Linked DNA regions of Homo sapiens: region 2 is linked to region 1. Evidence: chromatin loops called from intact Hi-C (ENCODE). Cell type or tissue: Calu3. All regions are shown on one strand. Each heading gives the region's core, and the rest is flanking DNA. Links, peaks and the distances in the headings are about the cores only. Region 1 overlaps MBNL1 (muscleblind like splicing regulator 1). Region 2 overlaps MBNL1 (muscleblind like splicing regulator 1).

What was found. A loop is a pair of places that touch in the nucleus more often than their neighbours do. Peaks named below come from ENCODE experiments on the same cell type or tissue, not always from the same donor. Only the 100,000 strongest peaks of a DNase experiment are listed, where the experiment ranks them.
Region 2: a loop joins it to region 1, with 2.1 times the contacts of the local background. A loop is called at or near these places in 12 of 110 quality-filtered maps.

What each region holds. Positions count from the first base shown.
Region 1 is chr3:152,381,532-152,393,059 of GRCh38, forward strand. The region is part of intron 2 of MBNL1 (muscleblind like splicing regulator 1); the gene reads left to right. Among named protein-coding and RNA genes, the nearest start is that of MBNL1-AS1, 120 kb to the left of the region's middle. In Calu3, for the core only: no CTCF peak of the experiment used is centred there; a DNase peak (open chromatin) is centred at 7,770.
Region 2 is chr3:152,303,378-152,314,905 of GRCh38, forward strand. The region is part of intron 2 of MBNL1 (muscleblind like splicing regulator 1); the gene reads left to right. Among named protein-coding and RNA genes, the nearest start is that of MBNL1-AS1, 40 kb to the left of the region's middle. In Calu3, for the core only: no CTCF peak of the experiment used is centred there; DNase peaks (open chromatin) are centred at 3,864 and 4,854.

The DNA.
Region 1 (11,528 bases), core at 3,529-11,528:
ATAAATGTGTCTGTGTCGTTTCCTGGAAAATCATTTGTTAAAAAACTCATTTTGGTAATTATCTAGTAATTCTATAGTTAGCAAAATTTTATTTTATATTTCTATATTCATATTTCTATGAAAATTGTTCTTAATTTAACATGCCAATAATTCTTTTCATTCACATGTTAATTTCCACACCTGTTTCTATGAAATGTTTGTTTTTAATTTTTCTGATTAAAAAATGTTATCTAGTTTAGCTTTGTAACTTAGAGTGAGAAAAGGCTATGGTTTGTTCTCTGAAATGCTTAACTTACTTTCAAACTGATTAAATCAGCCAAAGAATTTGAAGGGTTTAGCTATTAGATGTCAAATAATTGCTTGATTAACCTATACTTCAGTTTTTCAACTGTTCTTTTGACATATTAACCTGCTTCAGTGCAGGGAACAAATTTTTGAGGCTGGGGACATAGTAGGTGTTTGGCGTCTTTCTCAATTGATTTAGAAACAAACTTAGTGTAACTAAGTAGGCGTAACATACTCTTTAGTTACCCCTAGAAAGGTATATTTAGACTTGTTTAGTAAGCAGAGGTGGTAATATTCAACCAAGTAAGCAAATATAAGTATGAAATAGTTTTCCTTTAAACCCACTTGGCAGTGGAAAAAGCCAAATGGAAAACTAGCTGACCACTCTGATCCTGTTTGTCTTACACAGTAGTTAAGCTAAATGCCACTCAGACAATGATTTATTTATTAAAGCAAAGAAAATATTTTTCTTTCCTAAAATCGTAATGTAAAATAATAAATATAAGAGTACATTTTGACTCTGTGATAGAATCCGTGTTCCTCGCCATAATATGTTAGGTTGCATAACATTTTTTTTAAAGGGACAAAAGCTGGAGAATTCATACGTTGTGTTAGCAAGAAAAAATAGATAATGGAAGCAGGACTTTCCTGCCCCTTCCCTAAAGCTTCAAGTAATTTGAAGCGTGAAAAAGAAAATGAAACTTAAAAAATCAGTGAGAACAATGTGCTTCCCTAGAGGCTCTTTTCATTATGATAGCACTTATTTCCAAGAATGCTTCTGAATATGTATCCCAGGCAATTAATGCAACATACATTTGTCTTTAATACTTTTCCAGTTTGAAGATATTTGTCCTCAGTGGCAGAATATAAAAAGGAGTTGAATAGGTTTCTTTCTGTTCCATTATCTTTTCTTTTTACACTGGTTGCCCTAGCAGGGGCTATCTTTTCCTTGTTTTTCCTCACCTTTTAAATCCAGTTTTTGTTATCTTTAGCATTTTATTCAACTTCGTTTTATATTTTGCTTTAACATTCTGGTTCTATAATGCTACTTTATCTTGTATATCACTCCGTACTTATTGGGGTTTTTCCATGTCTGCCAGTCACATCTCTTGAGGAATGATTCTCACTTGAGAGGTAGTGAGATTTTTCTTCCAGCTCAAAACCAGGAGAAAGGAAGACCTGCCTGATTCCGTCTTTGGACTCAAGGAGCCCATGAGATAAAGGCTGTCTCATAAGGTAGCATCAGGCTTTTGTTTTGACACAAGTTTACCATGCGTTTTCTATAGTCTCCTTTCATTACCTACTAAAACTTATCCGAATACTTACAGAGAATGGTTTTGTGCAAACTGCCTTGCTCTTGGCTGCTTAGTGGAGCCTTATTTCCTGTAGTCTGTAGCAGCTACTGCAATGGGTAGAACTTAGAATTCCACCTTAAAATTGGGATTCTTACAAAGTCCACCAAACCCATGAGGAGTCTATATTTGAGTTTTGAGGATATTCAAAAGCCCTGAAATGTTATGTAATTTCACGTGTACAGTTTTCTGGAGAGTGAGTCTGTAGCATACAGAGGTGTTTGTGTCATGCCTCACCACAGTTTAAGAGCTGTTTATATGCATTGTACAGAGCCCAAGGGTATTCTGGAAACAACAAAGATATGAAAACCTTGGTTATAGAGAATTAGAGAATTACTGTTCCATGAGTGTGGAATACATTATATTAGACTAGATGAGCTGGTGTAAAGGAGTCATTGTAACAAAATCAACAAAGGTTTCTTATGCCTGTGGAATAGCTTCCATGGAGCTTTTTCCCAAGTGATCCCTCCAGAGTTGTTTTTGTAGAATCATCTGGGCAGCTGTGCGTTGTATTCATGCTGAGGTGATAGATGAATACTTTTCAGAATGGACATGTTATGATACATTTCAGGATCCTTTTACCTTGAAAACTATGTTGCTGCCATGTTGGAAAAATAACACCTAGCAAAAATGATTAATGTGGAAGGGTACGTCTTTAATCTGTGATGAAGAGAAATTAATTTCATCTTCCCTCACCTCAAATCCCTGTTCTATGTAATGGACATTAGCAGATCTATATTGTACTCATGGCACCTAAATAAATTCATACCATTAAAGGGAGTTTTAGATTTATTACCTATTAGATATATTATTTATTCAGGTTAAATGAGAATTTGGCTTTGCAATGTGTATTCGTTATTTGGGTAATGAAGTAACAAACATTTTAATGTTACTTTTCAAAATGTAAAATGTAAATGATTTATATTTGAATTATTATAGACTTCATATGCTTAGTGTACAACAGAAGTTTGTAATGTTTTATTTTTAAGGAAAGTTACACTTTGGGAAGGGTGATCCATGGAGGCAGAATGTACCAAACTGCCTAGAGGAAATGTGTTTCTTTTTCCTAGAGGAAAAGCATAACGATTGGAGTAGCCACCAATAGTTAGGCTTTTTATCCATGTTATCAGGGCATTAAATTTTTTGGCATATAAAATAACCCTTTATCCTCAGAAGTTGCTGCTTCTGGGTTTTTGCCTGACTAGAGAGTTACAGAAAGATAATTGAAAATAAAATGTATGCAGTTTGAAAAATATTCAAACTAAATTCAAATTGGTTTTTAGAAGTTACATTTGTAAAAAATCACACTTGATTGCCATTTAAAAACCATCAAACTTCAGATGTGGGTTTAATGACAATACTATAGAACAACATATCTTAGAAAAAGAAACTACATGACAAATAGATTGCAGTGAGCATATTTAACATCCTTTTAGGCAGCCTGTCACAGTGCTGGTTAGTGACCAAGTCAGACAGGCACTTAAGCAGGTCATTTCCAGCATTCACTAGCAGGTGCAGGTTTTATATGATGTTTGTTTTCCAACTTTTGATTTTAAAACTTTGAAATCTTAATTTGCAGAGAACATTCTTGCCTGATAAAACAGACATTCTTTTTGTGTTGCTTTGAAATGTTCACTTTTATAAACCTATGCTGTCCGGAGTTTCTATTTCCAAACTTTGTACCATTAGATAGGCTGTGGTCCTGAGTGGGCCAGTTGTTTGAGTATTGCTTGCAGATTTGATTCCTCAATGGAAATGTTCCCGTAAAGCTTATTCAGATAATTATTATTTATTCTTTAAGCATGAAAAGCAGGTCAAATAGCTATGGTGTAATTTTCAGAATTATTTATACTTTTTGTGTAACACAAGAGAGATTATACATCCCTAGTAGAAATCTCAGGAAAAGAACCCTTTCCATTTGGTAGCGATACTTAGTTTTGAGATGTGATTTGCATCTTTGCTGTAATTTGAAAGACAAATGGCTTAAGGTGCATGTTTTTAAATGAAGTTTGAGATTTTTAAAAAATATGCCTTTTAAAAAAATATTTCTTCTTGTATTGAGGCCTCTCTTACATTAAATCTTTGAGAGCCATTGTTTCCTTAAGTAAATAAGGTACTTCTTTAATCCTCTCTGAGAGTGGGGAAAATGCCCACAGGGTATAGAGAAAGGAAGGACTGGTACTCTCAGATACTTTGTAATATTTTAGTTCTTTGATTTCAAAAAATCACTCTCCTCTTTCTTAACAACTGCTTTCTTTCATCTAAATTAGACATTAGATGTTAAAATCTTCATGGATTTTAATTATATCAAATCATGCTATTTCTGGATAATTAATGATGGACAATTAATACTAATGTATTAATTGAAGTATTCTATGGAGTACCTTTTTACATGTTGGGTAACTCTACCCTCAACTGATAAAGGAATAAATAATTTTAAATTTCATAAGTCATAGGATCTTTTCATTTTATGCATAATAAATCAAGACACATGCTAATAGACTGATACTTTCAAAAATCAAATTTTAAATGTGCCACTTGCCTTTTAGAGTGATACTGAAGTGGTGCAATCTGGAAAATACATGATAGAATTTCTACCAAACATTAATATTTATCTTCTGGATCACCACCTGAAGACTAATAGCACTATGTCTAGAATTCTTGTCATGGGCCGTGTTAGTAAAACAGTAATAAAAGTGATAGAGTAGTTCACTATTTTATGTCCTGTGGCTGGTTATGGTCATCTGGCTGAAGTCTATCCCATATTAATCCCTTGAGTCAACAGTCAGGAACATTCAGTGATGTACTTGAAATACTTTTAACATGTGGTATTTAGAATGTTTAGAATGTCAAAGGATCCTTTGTAATGATCTTCCCCTTGGGTAGTTCAAAAGATATTTTTAAAGTTATTTTTCAAAGAGCACAGTATTTGAAGATTTTAATAAGATATAAATCTAGAGTACTTTGGGGAAAAAAAGCTCAATTCTAGAAAAGGAAAAATCATACCATACAGTGAAGTGATATATTAGTCAAATAATCTATGAAAAAATTCAAGAAAATAGAGCATGTGTTCATTTTTGGTTGAAAAAAAGGAACTTTTTTTATGAACAAGAGAATGCATTTGATGCTCTCTTGGGAAACTGTTACACCCTTCTCTAATTGTGTTTTTCACATTTTATGTTCAAGTGTAGATGACTGAAGAGATAACATAACCTGTTCATATTTTTCATAGAACATATTAAAGCCTGTTTCTATGGCAACAACTTTTAATTGGCAAATCCCATTCTGTCAGCACTCTCAAGTGGATTTTTCTTGGGTACATTGAATTGTTAGAAATGCTTCACAAAGTAAAAGTTAGATTTGGCATTACTGTTTGGCATGAAAGATGTTCATGGTCAAGGATTTATTTTATTAAATAATTTATAGTATGTGTAGTAAGTTGCTGTACAGATGATACATCTATCTCAACATCCCGTTGGTGTGTCAAGATACCTGCTGAGAATTGATACAGACACTTAGGGCTTGCACACTGAAAATAGCAACTTGGGTTATTTCACACAAGTAAAGTAGGCAAATGCCTTACCTGGCAGGAAAAAAAAAGTTTGAAAAAAACACTAAAATCCTTTTAGGCAACATTTTAGACTTTTTAAAGCAGCATATTTATAGTTTTTATTTCCTTATGGCTCTGACTTTAATAGTATAGGTTGATTTGTTAGAAACATAGTTTGCAGCTTTCTTACTCATAAATTTTATTTCTTGAATCAATGTGGTGCAGAATGTTGAAGCAGGTATTTGGTAAGTTGGATCTGGCTACTGCAGTGTTGTAAAAATAGATTAAGTAAACAGACACAACAGGCCAATGCAGCTTGAGTTTTGAACCCTTCTGAGACCCCGTATAGCTTTAATAGTCTTTAGTTCTAAGAAGGAAAACTATGAATCTCTCAGGTAATTTTAATATTATATAATGAAGGAAGATCTATCTTACAGCCAATAATCAGGTGTTGTATCTTTTGTAATTATTTCAGAGCGCTTTATCTGAAAGCTTCAATTTTTAAGCTATTCCAGTCTGTGTATTTTTTTTTTTTTTTTTGGTCTTTGCTATTTTTATATCACTGCGGTAGCATAACCCTGCACCAAGTACAAGACAGTATTGCAGTTTGTGTTGAATGTAAAACTGTTATTAAATGAAAGCTAATAAAGCAAATTCTTGGAAAGAAGGAAATTGTCTACATTCAAGACTTAAAATATTAAAATCAAATTTGTCTTCTAAAAATTAAAATATGAAAGGACTAAATGAAACTGTATATTTCCCCCTCTTCAAAAGTCATGACTTCATGTAGTCAAGGACCAAAATCTGATTAGTCACTCGTATTAATTATTTTTCACTGTTGCATAAATTCTGTAAAAGTGTTCCTTTCTCATATATCATCTTTGTCTCTTAAAACTGTCCTTACTGTGTTTTTGGATTTTTGTCCTTTTCATCAGAAGTCACAGAAAGCTTTTATGGCTGAATAGTTCAACCTCACCTAGGTAAAGTGCCATTGTATCTTTCTAATCCATATGTTTCCTGAGCAGTTATGACTCTTGTAATTTTATAATTATATTTAAAAGAAATAAATTGTGTGTATATATATTTATAAATATAAGTATGTGTACACACATGCATATATGCTCTGTGGGTATATTTGTATGAATTTATTGCTAGTAGTCTAAGAAAAGGATGAGATGGTATTATTAATAACTTAGATGAAGAGTGGTAAGCCAGTTTACCAAGGCTTTTCCATAAATTAGTGAGAAAGGTAAAAGTAAAAATAAAGATTAGATGGCCTACAGCTCCCTGTAAAATAATCCGTTCTCAGAACCACAGGCCTTTTGCATTGTTTTATGGGCCAACAGGCTTTCACTAGACCCTTGACATTCTTGTAGTTTAGATTTCTGGTTTTTAACATTCAGGAACTGTCCCAAAGATTCATTACATGTAATCGATTGTTTTTGGTCCTTGGGAGGAAATTTTCATCAGGTGCTCTGAGTTGACTTGAGGACTCAGCTGGAGAAGGCATCTAGTTGGCTACCCTCTTCAAGATATCTTTGTTGACTGTTCATATAAGCCATAACTATGGTGAGGAGGATGGAGTATTTGTCCATTTGGGAATTTACAAAGGTCCGTGGAACACATAACATTAAAATATCAGGTTCTTTTCATACCAGTGCTTTACAAACAGGACTTGAGAAATGAGAATAGTATAATAAATGTCAGTAGTTATGGATTTTAGCTTTTCAGCTTTTATTAACCCTACCAGTCCCAGTCCCATAGTTGAGTGAAACAATAAATGTCTGTCTTCTCTTTGCTCTCAATTTCTATGCCAAGTGCAGTTCCCTTGATTGTGAGTGCTTCAGACTCCCAGCTCTTACCTTTACCTACCTAGGTCCAATCTAAAGTTTCCGACTTTGAGGAGGTATGACTAGGTACTGTATGGGAAAAGGATAGGATAGAAAGGGGCATAGAATTCCTAGGAAATGACCACTGATTCTGGTTCAGAGGCCTAGCAGTTGAAAGCTAGAGCTGGAAATCTGGAAGCTTTATTAATGGTATTTAGTAGGTATCTGGCAGCACATCTGGTAGCCTGCATGTGCATTATTTACACAGGTATTCAGGTAGATGAAGTGACTAAATGAAGAAATATCTTTATCACACACAATGAATCATGTTCTAACGTAAGGGCAAAGAAGGAAGGTGAAGTGGTGGAGGAATAGTTTCTGAGTTACTGGAAAATATGAATGTAGACATTATTAATAAAGATTAATAATAAACCTTTTCTGGTTTAGAGCCTAATTCACATGCTTTTAAACAGTTGACATGAAATATTTCATAGATTTAAATGGGGATCAGTCTTTATACATACCCTTTTTATACAGTCATGCATCTCTTTTTTTTTTGAGATGGAGTTTCACTCTTGTTGCCTAGGCTGGAGTGCAGTGGCGTGATCTCGGCTCACCACAACCTCCGCCTCCCAGGTTCAATCGATTCTCCGGCCTCAGCCTCCAGAGTAGCTGGGACTACAGGCATGCATCACCATGCCCGGCTAATTTTTGTATTTTTAGTAGAGATGGGGTTTCTCCATGTTGGTCAGGCTGGTCTTGAACCCCTGACCTCAGGTGATCCACCCACCTCAGCCTCCCAAAGTACTAGGAGTAGCACAGGTAGCACAGGCATGAGCCACAGTGCCTGGCCCCGTATCTCTTAACGATTGGGATATGTTCTGAGGAATGCATTGTTAGGTGATTTTGTCATTATGTAAACATCATAGAGTATACGTGCACACACCTGGACGATATGGCCTCCTACATATCCAGGCTATGTGGTTATAGCCTATTGCTTCTAGGCTGGAAACCTGTACTGCGTGTAACTGTACTGAATACCAAGGGCAATTGTATCTCAGTGGTATTTGTGTATCTAGACATAGAAAAGGCACAGTAAACATATGGTATGAGAGATTACAAATTTTTACACCTGTATAGTATATTTATGATGACTGGAACTTGCAGGACTGGAAGTTGTTCTGGATGAGTGAGTGAGTAGTGAGTGAATGTGAAGGCCTCAGAGATTACTATACATGACTGTTGGCTTTACAAACACTGTGCTCTTAGGCTATACTAAATGTATATGTTTTGTTCTTCAACAAATTAACCTTAATGTAATTTATTTATTTATTTATTTATTTTTTGAGATGGAGTCTCGCTCTGTTGCCCAGGCTGGACTGCAGTAGCACGATCTCAGCTCACTGCAACATATGCCTCCCGGGTTCAAGAAATTCTCCTGCCTCAGCCTCCCAAGTAGCTGGGACTACAGGCTGCCATGCCTGGCTAATTTTTGTATTTTTAGTAGAGACGGGGTTTCACCATATTGGCCAGGCTGGTCTCGAACTCCTGACCTTGTGATCCACCTGCTTCGGCCTCCCAAAGAACTTTTTTAAATTTATAATTAAAAAAAAAAAAACTTACTGACTCTTTTGTAATAACACTTAGCTTAAAATGCAAACAGATTGTACATCTGTACAAAAACTTTTTTATATCTTTAAGGCTTTTCTCTATTTTTTTTTTTATTTTGTAAACCTTTAAAAACTAAGACACAAACGTATATGTTATTTTAGGCCTACACAGGGTTGGGACCATTAATATCAATGTCTTCTTCACTCCACATCTTGTCCCACTAGAAGGTCTTCAAGAATGATACCATGCATGGAGCTGTCATCTCCTATGATAACAATGCCTTCTTCTGGAATACCTCCTGAAGGGCCTGCTGGAGGCTGTTTTACAGTTAACTTTTTTTTTTTAATTATTAGAAAGAGTACATGCTAATGATAAGTAGTATAGTAAATAAGTAAACCAGTAGCACAATCATTTATTATCATGTATTTTGTACTGTACATAATTGTATTGTTATGCACACACACACACACACACACACACACACACACTCTGATATAAGTGGGTTGTAGTCCTCTGGTGACTTAGGCCGAGATAGTTTTTGAAAATGAAATGCCATACCTTCTTTATTGTAGTGGCAAATCAAAGCTAAGTAGCAGTAAAACTGTTAATGGACTAGGATACTTGATGCAGGGAGAGGGTCACAGGGCACAGGCAAGAATGCCCTTGCCCTAAAGACTGCAGAGTAGCAGAGCAGGAGCAGCACTTTGTGGAAAGACCCAGCTTAACCAGAACAATGCCCAAAAACCTTTGAAGTGCAGTGATGTGAGAGCGAGACTAGAAAACTTTCATTTAACAAATCTAGATAAACTTAAAATAAGAACAACAGCTATACTCTACCTGTGTTCTCTAGGTGCTAGGTATTGACTTCACACAAATGTTCATTTAAATCCTCTTATATAACCTTATCAGGGAGATAGTATAGTTATTCCCATTTTATTGGTGAAGAAACAGAGGTTTAGAGGATTAAGTGCTATGTACAAGGCCGCAGGGCTGGTAAATGGCAAAATTGGGATTTGAACCTGAATACATCTTTCTGCTTTTTGAGTTCCTACTATTAAGCACTCTCTCCTTTTTCAGTTTTAAAGGAATGTTGCAGCATAATATTACACATTAAGTTGCCCTTTCTTAGATAAATTAAAACCTTACCTAAAATGAATAATGATTCTAAGTTTGAACCATGAAATCTTCATAGCAAGGACGGATGTTATGTAACTGCTTAAACTTCTGTTCACAGATTTTTGACACTACCTTTCAAATTTATGACCTTCTTTCTATGTTTTCGTTTTTTCTTCCAGTTCTTCATACCTATAAACCTTCCTCCTTTTGACCTTGTTATTTGCATTTGAAAACTTGGTCCATAAAGCTTTCCTGAAAATCACATGGGAAGCAGTATTTCATACAGCTCCAGAAAACTTTTGGAAGGAAGGCTGACAGTGTTGGGGGCTTAATTCTACATGCTTCTTTATTCTCTGCATTTAGCTCCTGCCTGACATGTGCAGCATATTGCTAAACACATGTGAGACATTATTGTAGTGATATTTCCTATAGAAAACACCTTGGTATAATTCAAGATGAAAAATAGAATATACATGAGAGGTGAAAAGGCAACTTTGATTAGTAAAGTGCTGACATCCCAGTTGGAAGCACTGAGAAGTACATTCAATTGCCTCTGGCTTGCTGAATCTGTCTATCCCATACCCACCCCCATCTCACAGGGCTAACAGGGAAGCACATTTTGAAAATTCTGATGAATGCATTCCAATTCTCTTTTGGTGGGAAAGGCTGAGTTTGCAGGGAATTGGTAGTAAAGTATTGGCACTTTCTTTGTTTCTATAATATCAATAAATTGCAAACTGTCGTTTCTTTTACTGAACATGTGTTTCAAATACAGAGCTCATCATTAAGTCCTGTCATTTTGTGCAAAAAAAAAAAGTATGATTACATTATAGAGAAGCAGTTGACATTTATAAATAGTAAGTAGTGGCATAAAGACTTTTCTCTTTACGTAGTGCAACATGAACAGAAATCTCCGCAAGAAGTACCTGAAGATGGGTCTTAATATTTTTTTAAATATAATCCCCTGCTTAGGTAACATTACACATAGGTTAATGTGTATTTCACTTATTTCTTTGTAATACTTTTATTATCAATTTCAGAGCTCATTTCTGAGACAAAAATTCAGAACTAAAATTGATATTAAAACCATTGGAGTGGTGTTAATGGGAGACAGAGTTAAACAAATTGAGCCTTTTGTACATATTTACATTTCATGTGCTTTTTAAAAACTCAAAAAATGAATGGAATGCTTTTGAAAATCAGCATACTTATTCTACTTCTTCCTCTTTGAATAAACTGCTATCCCAGAATTTCTACTTTTTAAAAGCAGCAACAAGAAGTAAAACAAAACATTCAAAGCCTTGATGTTGAGATTTTGAATAATACATGTCTGTTTTAACATTTATCCTTAACCCCTTTCTATTTTTATCCTCTTTGGCAAAATTATGTAATAGCCTTAACTGGGTGAGCCATAGTCTCCAGATGGGTAAGATATACACAGAGAAGGAAGATATATTACAAAAGCACCTTTTAGAATATTCCATGTTCTGGCAATACAAACACGTTCTTCTGAAAGGTAGCTACTCCCAGTTTTTTGCAGTAATGTCAGGGAAACTTTATATGAGATGTAAAAATATTCCTGAGAAGTATTCTGAGTAGAAAATCCCAAAGGCCTTCTTTTTTTGTTGTTTTTAACAGGAAAACATGCTTGTACAGATGGCTAGTTGAATTTTCTAGCTTTTAAAATGGTGTACAATTTGTTGCGTTGGATCCTAAGTTTCTAGAGTGCTGCTATCTTATTGCTTCAAGGTACCTCCTAAAAGAAGCCCAGAATCTCTTGCCAAG
Region 2 (11,528 bases), core at 1-8,000, 82 kb before region 1:
CAGTTTTAATTTATAATAGTCTAAGAGCGTATTCAAGCTGAGACTTAAATTGCTTACGTGCTATAGATTTAGGTGTATTAGCTATTTCAGAAATCCAGAACATTTGCAAAGGTGCATTATTTTATGCCAAAGAGGATTATGTTCCCCTATGGCTTGTGAAAGAGATAGGAAAAAAGAAAAGAAAAATATTAACACTGCAAGCCACCATTAGAAAATTATATTTCAAAAATGATGTTTCAAATCAATGACAAATTGCCTATTCAGTCATGAGCTCTCAACTAAAATTTGGGGAGTCAATGTAAAGAAAGCCTACAGAATGTATTTTAATATTTGCCAAGTTATTTATACCCTCAAAAAAAAAGCTTTTACGATATGATCAACAGAAATAGACTTATTGTTTACTGAATTCTATTTCAAATACCCATTCATTTTTCAGGTACTAGGGATGGGAGAAAGAGAATATAACCTTTATATTTACTATCTATTTTCCAAAAATCTAGCAAAATTCTTTTACCTTTGAAAACTTTAGTCACTTGTTCCTTTATCAAATTGAGCCATTTTATTTAAGATAATTAAAATTTCTTTTTGCTATATACAGTGATATCTATCTATAAATAGCACCCCGATCAGATTTATCATAGACACATTTGAGATCAGATTCCACTGCAAAGTGGCATACAATCAAGGGTGCTGAGAACAGTTTTAAAGAGCCTCTGCAGGCTTAGCAGAATATATGAAGTATGGAAATTAGGTATTAGAAGGCACACAAATATATGTACATACAGGTAAATGAACAACTAAAGCACTCAAAATCAGTAAGGCAAACAAGTATCCAGATGGTCACATATGGATTGGATGGCATAACTAGACATGATAAAGTAGTCCCAAAGGTGGTTATAGTTAAATTTTAGAAGATCCTCTGTTGCTAGCATGGTTTATCCTCAATCCAGAAATTGCCTGTGTTGCTGCTGTTCTAAGCCCCAAGCATAGACTTTTCATCATATTTTAAAAACCAGTTTCACTGATAATCCTGATAAAATATCTGCAAGTTTTAGACTAAATATGCAATTTTCAATTAAAATTTTGATCTATTAGGGTCCTAACTGGAATCACTGTTACCAGGAAGTTTTTTTGTGGTTTGATTTTTAACCACTGGTATCTCCCATGTATTAAAACTTTGACAGATTATTATATATACTGTGCTGGCACATATATTCAATGTGTCTTTCAGTGACAGATTGACATATCACTTCCTTGTTTTCTCCTAATAACTTAGGAGATGAACTAACTATAAGGCATAACCTGCGCAGCAGTATGTTTCATATAAAAGGTCCCTAAGGAGAAACTTCACAACTTTGTAAAGAATATCCTGTGAATATGCTGCAGTGTCATCAACTCTGACATAAACCTTTCTTTAATGAAATTCTCAATAGCTGCAGTTGCTTTGGTGAAACTAGTAATTGTATTCATTTGCCTGTTTATATTAGAACTTTTTTAGAAAACTTTTTTTTATGAGTAAAGGTTTTTTTAGACTATTAGATAAATTGTAAACCATGTTTCGAATCAAGCTACCTGCTGCAGTAATTCTAGAACTATTTATTTTGCTTCATATTATAAGATTTTGGTACACTGCGTCTACTTTTTTTCTCATGAAATCTTGCTTCACTGTGTGAGTGTGACAAACTAAAAACAATTTAGACCTCAAGCAATGTGGCACTTACAGCTGAATTCAGTTTCATTGTAATTCAGATGTCTGAAGCTAATCAAAATTCCACGGAGTACCCTTGAAACAATTGCATATATAAGGCTGTTTCTCACTTAAAAGAGACAATGCAGTGTGGGGTGAATTGTCTTTTGAAGAACTGTATGACACATGCCCAGTTCAGGTGAAAGGTGAGAAATGGAATGTTTCTCAGACCTAGCACAGACACCTAGGGACCTAGTTTGGGAAGCTTATCTTGTCATTTTCCTTGCCAAGGATAAGTAGAGGATTTCAGCTATCAACATTGCTAATCCGTTACCTTTCATGCTGAGCAATGTCTCTGCCTTCCCACAGACTTAGACAAAGCTTCTTATTTTCTTACAAAGAGGTCCTATTGAGGAAATTTGAATTTTTTTTTTTTTTTTAAACTTAGCAGTACTACATCCTGTGCTTTTAGATAGGTGAGCAATTTTCCATGTTAACAGCTAGGCCAAAAATCATGACTGCCAGTAGAAGTGGGTAACTAGATAGATAGATAGATGGCCTTTGATTTAGCACTGATGATAGTTATTAGCATGTAGCAACTTAAGTAAAAGCAACTGGAAAGGCTTGATAGAAATTCTGAGTTGTTTGAAGTATAATAGATTATTAGGATAGTAATTTCTTTGTGAATTTTACTGTAAACAAGCTTGATTCTAGTGAGGACTTATGCTAATTGCTCACTTATACTAACAGCAACTACAGAGTTTTTATTTAATACTGTTTCTTATACAAATATCATCAAATGCACATCTACCTACAGCATCATCCCTACATTTTTGGCACATGTTTGAAATATTTTCACTTTGAGATAAAGTTTGATTTTTTTGCTAGCGATAAAACTTTCTATGCTATGAGCTTGTGTTTTGAAAATTACTGATAATTACTAAACAGTATAACCCCTGATATCTTCTAATTTGGTTGACAGGCTGTTTGTCCTCTGGATTCCTGAGGGCCTTGGCCATCTCTGACCATTACATTTCTTCTTTTGTTATCTCTGAGTTCTTTCCAGCTTTCTAATTGTCCATCTTTAGAACTATTGGTTCCGATCTTAAATATGTCTTTCCATAGTCACACAGAAGTGATTTAGACATTTTGTCTGTGAAGAATTAGATTCAGCTTTGCATAACAGAGACACCTCCCCTACCCTCCCCAGCATTTGGTATAAACAAATTAGGGGTTTATATTTCAGTCGTCTAGGTCTATTTGGCGACTCTATAGTCATTGGAACTCAGGTTCCTTCTCTCTTAGTTCCTAAGGAGCACATGGCTTCCAACTTTAGGATTATTTCAAAATTGCAATGTGGCCACTGCAGTGCCAGCCATCATATCCTTAGTCTAGCAGGACGCAGAAAAGGCAAGACACCATAACTCAGCCCAGCCAGGCTCCTTTTAAGCAAAGGTTCTCTGAGCTTCAGCCAGTAATTTTTCAGTCTCTTATTGACTGATTTTGGTAGCAGGGATTGCTAGGAAGTATTTTTTTGTATGTTTGTTTGTTTTGTTTTGTTTTTATTTATTATTATTTTAAAAAACTGTTGCCTTGATTGAAATCAGGAGTCTGGTAGGTAAGACAGAAGGGGAGAATGGAAATGGATGTTCAGGAGGGCCATTTCTGGAATAAAAGAGTGTTTATTTTTCCTCTCATAAAACTTTCAGAATTAAGTAAATCTCTCTGGAAAGCATCTGGGTAAGGGAGGTGGTTGAAGAGATACCACTTTTGAAGAGAAACTGAAGTCTTCTCATCTTGACAAACTTGTCATCACTTCTGTCTTGCTTATTTAGTAAATAAAACCTGGCATATCACAAATGGATTTATTTTTCCTTATAGAGAAAACTAAAACAGCTTCATTTTTTATCTTCTTATAACTGTACTTATTTATTTATTTATTTGAGACAGAGTCTTACTCTGTTGTCCAGGCTTGAGTGCAGTGGTGTGATCTCGGCTCATTGTAACCTTCGCCTCCCACGTTCAAGCAATTCTCCTGCCTCAACCTCCCGAGTAGCTGGTCCTACAGGCGTGTATCACCATGCCCAGCTAATTTTTGCATTTTTAGTAGAGACAGGGTTTCACCGTGTTGGCCAGGCTGGCTTGAACTCTTGACCTCAGGTGATCAGCCCGCCTTGGCCTTCCAAAGTGCTGGGATTACAGGCGTGAGTCACCGCGCCCAGCCTACTATTCATATTTATATAAACAGTCACATTTTTATAACTGGAATATAGCAGAAATGCCATGTCATTAAAAACAGGTCCCAAGTGATTTTATATGACAAAAGAATCTGCACTTTGATTTGTATTTCTGCTGCTTCCACAAATACACTTTCTTATTTTTTCCGTATGGAGTAAAATAACAAGGTGAGTTAATATTTATTGAAACTTAATGTATGTCAATCAGTGTTTTCAGTGCTTTTCATTTTTTTCATAGTATTTTGTCCCTATAAAATCTCATCGAGATAGTTACTGGTGTTACTTCCATTTCACAGATGGACACACTGAAATACAGAGAAGTTAGGTAATACATGCAAGGTCAGTCAGCCAGTAAAATGTGGACTTGGAGCCTCGTAATCTGATTTCACAGCCTGTACTCTTAATTGTTTTGTTATGTTTGCTGGAAAACATTGCTTCTTAATTTCCATATGCATATTCTAAGGATTCGACAAAGAAAATATAACTAACAGCAGTACTTAAGAATAAAAATGAATATCCAAGACAAATTTATAGTACAGGGCCTAAAACAGTAAGTACTCAGAAGTAATCACTGTATTTTAAGTCAACAAATGAGTCAAGGAGTGAACCCAAAATAGCAGAAAGAATGCTGCCACCAACTTTCAAAGATGTTGTATCTGTTGTAAAATATATGGCCATATAGGAAAAATTTTAAATGAATCATCTTAGATAACTAGTCACTGTATAAACTATATAGCTGCCTCCCCAGTGCATAAAAAGCCATATTCAAAAGGTTTAATTGTTTAGAAAATGTTTTTCCACAGAAGCAAGGTGATTAAGTCATCGGGTCAACCCTGAGAAGCCAAAGTAGCCCAGAGGATGCTTGAGTTATAGTTCAGTACAAACAGTACCTTGGAAACCCTGGTTATTAATTAAACCCAAGAGGCTCCATAGAAGTGTTATCTTATCATAAATCTTGAGAACTCCTAGAGTCACAGACCCCAGCTGCTTTTGTCAAACTATTTCTGTGGCAAAGATGTATTTTAAATTTCAGTTTAGGGTTCCAGAAATTCAGCTTGCCTAGTGCAGGGGAGGTGGCCTTTCCCAAAGTCCTGGAACTCATGCTGTGAGCCAGTGTAGTTTTCCCCAGCTTTAACTTTGGGCTGCTTCTGTTTCCTGAAGCTAGTCTTTAATAGGGCATTTGCTTAGAATCAGCAGGATCTAAAGACAGGGTATGCAGTGAGGAGCTGGAGTCCAAAGCTTCCCACCTGTGTAACCTTTAGGGTGGGAAGGTGTCGTCAATATGTCTTCCAAGTGACCCCCATGTTTCTAAGGACTCAGCCTGCCTGTTTTTTGAATGTAGTGCTCATTGATCCTGGGCCCTGTCTACTGCAGAGCTTAATGAACAGCTTCTCCCCATTCTTCCCCCTCTCTGAAATTTTCAGCTGTGTGGTTGTTGCTGTTGTTTTCTAAATACTAGTAGCCATGGGGAAACAGGTAGATCATAAAAGTATCAAACTCAATTTTTGTTTTGTTTTGTTTTTTTTTTTGGCATTTTATCATAGGATATGGTCAAGAGACCGGTTGTAAAAACTCAGATGTGAGGAAGAAAACCATTAGGAGGTGATAAGGATTCAACAATTTAAGTAATATAACTTATGTACTTCCTATGTCAAACTTTAGGGAGGCAGATGTTAACAATACAGTCCTCAAGGAGCCGGTTACTAACAGGGAGACTAGTATATTAGGTGGTGGCGGCAATGGTTAGGAGGGGGAAGTTTCTCGACAGCAATTGCAGGGTCAGTGAAAGAGATACTTGAGGAAGAGAGAAAGAAATGGCTCTGGTGGTTTATCTTTCCTTTTTCCCCTTCCCTCTCTCTCACACTATTAATTATGACATCACAAGTGGGAATAAAAGAACTAGAGGGAATCCCCAGTAAAAGACTTCACATAGCCACAGGCCACCAGACTGTGGCAGCTGTCCCTGAATCATCATGGGTCAGTTGGTAACGACCTGTATTTTAACCCTAGATCACAATTTTAGGCCCAGCAAAATTGTTCTGAAGCTGTCTAGATTTATTAAGCTATATTTATATTTTAGTTTATGTTAATATGAGGTTGAGATCCAAGACCCTGTTTTCTCCAGACCTCATATGAGTACAGTATCTTAAGTTAGAATTTATCTCTCTGCATAAAAATCAGACCTAGTGCGTAGGCTTCTGGATCTCAGAATCACTTATACTTAAGTCCAGGCTGTTCTCAAATAAGGCAAGAAGCATCTGCTGTTAATAGCTGACAGTAAATTACACAAAGTAAAACATGGAAAATTAAAGTCAGAAAAGCTAGGAAGCTTTTCTATCATTTTCAATTTTCTGCAAAAATACAGACATAATCAGTGTTTAGGATCTGCTTGTGATGGATAAATTACATCTGTAATTCCTTCTTTTCCATATTACTGCATTCAGACGATAATTTGCTTTCAGATATCTTTGCTCATCTAATCGTTCATAGACTGGAAATAAGTAGTAACATCTCCCAATCCTAGGAAGCATTTATAACTAGTCTTTGCCTTTTTGGGTGTTGATAGACTAGTGGTGATTATAAGCTTTCGAGCTTCTGAAAAGCACAACGAAGATTAAAATAATCATAGGATAATAAAATACTTTAAAACCCTTCTAGTCTTTAATTTTAAAATGTTCCAGTAGAACACAAATTTGCTCAGGTAACACACAAGTAAGCATTAAATGCCTTCCTGTGTATCTGAGAAGTTTGTTATGAAATATTTTGGAAACCGCTGCATAGTCAGTGTAGGAGGAGCAGATGAATTTTAGCTGTGGTTATGTGTGCTGTAAAAGACTATACGTGCTTGTATTAGTCAGAATGAGTACACCACTAATTTTTGTATGGTAAGAGATTTATACTAAGCTCATCATCAGTTTCTATAATTCAGTGAGATAAAACTGAGTCAGATTGATTTTTAGGTAGCACATGTAGAAACAGCTAATTTTATTCCCCTGATTTGATCCTCATCTATTGATTATATAAACTAAAGAAGCTAAGAACAATTAACCCTTACGAGGTTACACAGTCAGGAGATGCTGAACTGAGATTCAGTGTAGAAAGTCTGTCTTCAGAGCCTATGCTTTTAGTCTTTATGCTAAGTTTAACTTGTTTAAATAGCAAGATTATGAAGCACTATACAGTGACCTCGTATAGACAAAAATATAGTATATTGATTATTAGAGAAACTACATATTAGACTGTTGTACATACGTGGGCAAGTATTTGTTAAATCATTTCAGTTGCCTAAATTTAAGCAACTGTGCTGTTTAAAACATGCTCATTCACATTTTTTCTTAATCTAGAAAGTCACTTCTGAATAATTGCTTGTTTAGATTTTCTCATTTGGTGTGGGAAATTTATATTAAAATTTTAACTAATATTCTAACAATACAGAGTCTGAACCTAAAGTCCAGAAGAATTTTAAGTCATGCCGCAGACAGGATGAACAGTATAGCAAATCAGAATAATAGACTGTTTGGGGGGGTTGGGGGGAACCCATGAGAATTTCAGGATTTCAAGATAAAGCTTGGAATTGAGGTAAAGGCATCAGATAAGGAAGTGTTTCATTTCATAACTTTTTTTTTGCTTGAAATATAATATATTTTAAATCACAAAAGTAGTATAACTGTTATTTTTCTAATGCACAGAACCATGAGACTTTTTTTTTTTTTTTTTTTTTTTTTGAGACAGAGTCCCACTCTGTCGCTCAGGCTGGAGTGTGGTGGTGCCATCTCAGCTTACTGCAACCTCCGCCTCCTGGGTTCAAGCGATTCTCCTGCCTCAGCCTCCTGAGTAGCTGGGATTACAGGCATGCACCACCATGCCCAGCTAATTTTTGTATTTTTACTAGAGGTGGGGTTTCACCATGTTGGTCAGGCTGGTATCAAACTCCTGACCTCGTGATCCGTCTGCCTTGGTCTCCCAAAGTGCTGGGATTACAGGCGTGAGCCACTGCGCCCAGCTCAAGGCATTATTTTATAAGAGGCTGAGATTTTATTCATCTTACTAGGCATTTATTTATATTATATTGTTTCTAATATATGCCTAGTAAGACAGAAATATGCTTAAAAACCTTTGTAAATCTTTACAAGTTGTACTATATTAAGTTAAAATCCAGATGAAACCATTCACCACCTCTTTGACAATGATTCATATATCTTATTGTATGTCATGCTTGTTTGTGATTTTGAGTATTACATTTCAGAAATTTTCTAGGACTAAAATTTCAGTAGTTTATTTTAATTTTTTGTTTATTTGTAATAATTATCAATAATGCTGAAATATTTAGATCTAGTAGGTAGAATTTTTTTCATGTGAATACATTAATTTTAATGATGTATTTAAAAATAGCTCACACTATTCTTTTTAAGACTTTTGTTATATGTAATTGGACAAAAATTTGACCATGTAAATATAAGAATCGTTGATTCTATTTTGTTCATGATATGGCATAAAGAGCATGTTTGCTCTCAAAAAACATGGGTTTGAGAAGATGAAATTTCTGGGCATACTGGGTATTTAGTAGCTATCAGATTGTAATCCTGAACTCTTAAGAGATGTATCTCGGATGGGCGCGGTGGCTCACGCCTGTAATCCCAGCACTTTGGGAGGCCGAGGCGGGCGGATCACGAGGTCAGGAGATCGAGACCATCCCGGCTAAAAACGGTGAAACCCCGTCTCTACTAAAAATACAAAAAAATTAGCCGGGCGTAGTGGCGGGCGCCTGTAGTCCCAGCTACTTGGGAGGCTGAGGCGGGAGAATGGCGTGAACCCGGGAGGCGGAGCTTGCAGTGAGCCGAGATCCCGCCACTGCACTCCAGCCTGGGCGACAGAGCGAGACTCCGTCTCAAAAAAAAAAAAAAAAAAAAAGAGATGTATCTCAAATATTAGAATTGATCATGTTATTTAAAATACTCCATGGGAAATATAATTATTTTTATGGAACAGTTCATTTGGATGAATGGTAGCTTGAACAGAAACTTTCGATACCAATAGCTAGTGTTATAAGTGTCCTTTCCTGAAACTCTTGCCACGCATTGTGTTTTGGCGATTTTCATGGTTGTACGAATTTAGTCAGACAGCCAATTAGAAATATATTTTTAGAAAATTAAAAATGAATTTATGTGGATTCAATGAGATCAGTTGGGTAAATCCCTTAATTCAGTGTCATGCTCATGTAAATACTCCATAAATGGTAGCCATTAGTATTGATTGTTCTTATCTGAATGCCAGAGTTTAGTCTAAGTTATCTTTCTTCTTATGGGAGGAACTTTGTCTTAGGTCAGAATAAAGATTGTTATATAGATTCAAACTTGGTATGTAATTCAAACTTATTTTATGTTCAAGACTAAATTGATCATAGGGAAAAGTGACTGGTGTTCCTTGTCCTTTCATTTCATTTCTCTGGACGCTTTCTTCATTGGTTTACATTAGCTATAGTGTAACTTTTTATTGTGTTTTGGTATTTTCTGAGTGTCTAGATTGGCCTGTATGCTCTTTTCTTTGGGATGAAATTTGTAATAAAAATTATTTTGTAGCAAATAAATACTGGCGACAGGAATAATGACAATGTGACTACCAGTGGTTTTCACTTCATTCCCAGTGTCACGTTTAGAATTTTCATCAAACTAGGATCTTCAGAATAATTGCAAAAAGCCACATGAAAAAATGTGCAAGTGAAAACTTTTTTTTTTTTTTGAGACGGAGTCTCGCCCTTTCACCCAGGCTGGAGTGCAATGGCACGATCTCGGCTCACTGCAACCTCCACCTCCTGGGTTCAAGCGATTCTCCTGCCTCAGCCTCCTGAGTAGCTGGAATTACAGGCGTGCACCACCACACCTGGCTGATTTTTTTTTATCTTTAATAGAGACAGGGTTTCACCATGTTGGCCAGGCTGGTCTCAAACTCCTGACCTTGTTGTCTGCCTGCCTCGGCCTCCCAAAGTGCTGGGATTACAGGTGTGAGCCACCGCGCCCGGCCAACATTTTATTTTTTATGGCAAAGAATCAAGACTTTGTTAAGAGCCTAAACCGTGGATTCAGCTGGATCTGAGTTTGATACCATAGTGACTTCCTAGTGACATTGTGCCAATCACTTTACTGTCCCAAGCTGGTTTCCTTATCTGTAAAACAAGTCTAGTATCATTTGCTTTCAAGATTTGTGAGGATTCAATGAGATCAGTTAGATATAAATCATTTAATGTAGTGTCTTACTCCATGTAAATACTCCATAGATACTAACGGTAGCCGTTTGTATTGTTCTTATCTGAATGACAGAGTTCAGTCTAAGTTATCTTTCTCTTATGGGAGAAACTTTGCCTTAGGTCATAGTGAATGTTATTTGTCATTATGCACATTGCACTACAGGTCTCTGTGTTGTTTGAAAAAATTAAAAAGGACTTAACCTTGAATGTATATAAGTGTGCACATACTAGCTTATTTATTTACCTGTTATCAAGAGAAAATAACCCCTTAACCTCTTAACATATGTATGACTTGACTACTAGCTAAACCAGTAGGTATTAATGGAATAATTCAGAATTTATATTGTCTGTACCTGAAAATTCATTTTGTAAATGCAGTTAAGTATGAATGGAAAAATGGTTGTAGCCATCTGTTAGCAAATCTAAATTCATTTAAAACTAATCCTATTTAGCTTTATGCTGGTCTACAATAAATAATTCATACTTGATATTTCAAATGCTGTATTATTTATGTAAATTTTCTCCTAAAAGACTCACCTAAGACTTTTCTAGAAATAAAATTGTTTATTCAGCAAAGTACCTGCACAGATTAGAAGGTTAAATATTAAAGTTTATTTTTTCATGATTGCACTATTCTTTTCTATTTTTTTATACCTATATAAACTTAATTGGTCAAATATCTACCACTCACTTCCTCAAATGTGTAAAGAAGCATCCAAATCCATAATACTCTGTTTATCACAGCTTTTTTTTTTTCCCCCTTTCACTGTCACTCAGAATCGATAGGGATCCAATTCTAGCCTGTTGAAATGGTCCGTTTTGCTCCAAGACTTTTTTTTTTTTTTTGAGGTGGGAGTTTAGCTCTTGTTGCCCAGGCTGGAGTACAATAGCGTGATCTTGGCTCACCGCAGCCTCCACCTCCCGGGTTGAAGCGATTCTCCTGCCTCAGCCTCCCAAGTAGCTAGGATTACAGGCATGTGCTACCACGCCCGGCTAATTTTGTATTTTTAGTAGAGACAGAGTTTCTCCTTGTTGGTCAGGCTGGTCTTGAACTTCCAACCTCAGGCGATCCGCCTGTCTCAGCCTCCCAAAGTGCTGAGATTATAGGTGTGAGCCACCATGCCTGGCCTAGCTCCAAAATTTTAAAAAGCATTTGCCTCATTTATGAGTTTGAGACTTTTAACATCATTAGAAATAGGAGAGCATGTACTTTTTCCAGCAAGTGTAAAGGGGGAAACAAACACCAAAACCCCATCTCCCTGATTTTTTTGGCTTTTCAGAAATAATACAGCCTAGTCCTATGGCCAGTTCTGGGTTTTTCTTGACAGCGTCTGTAACTGTTCTTGTTATAGTCTAATTC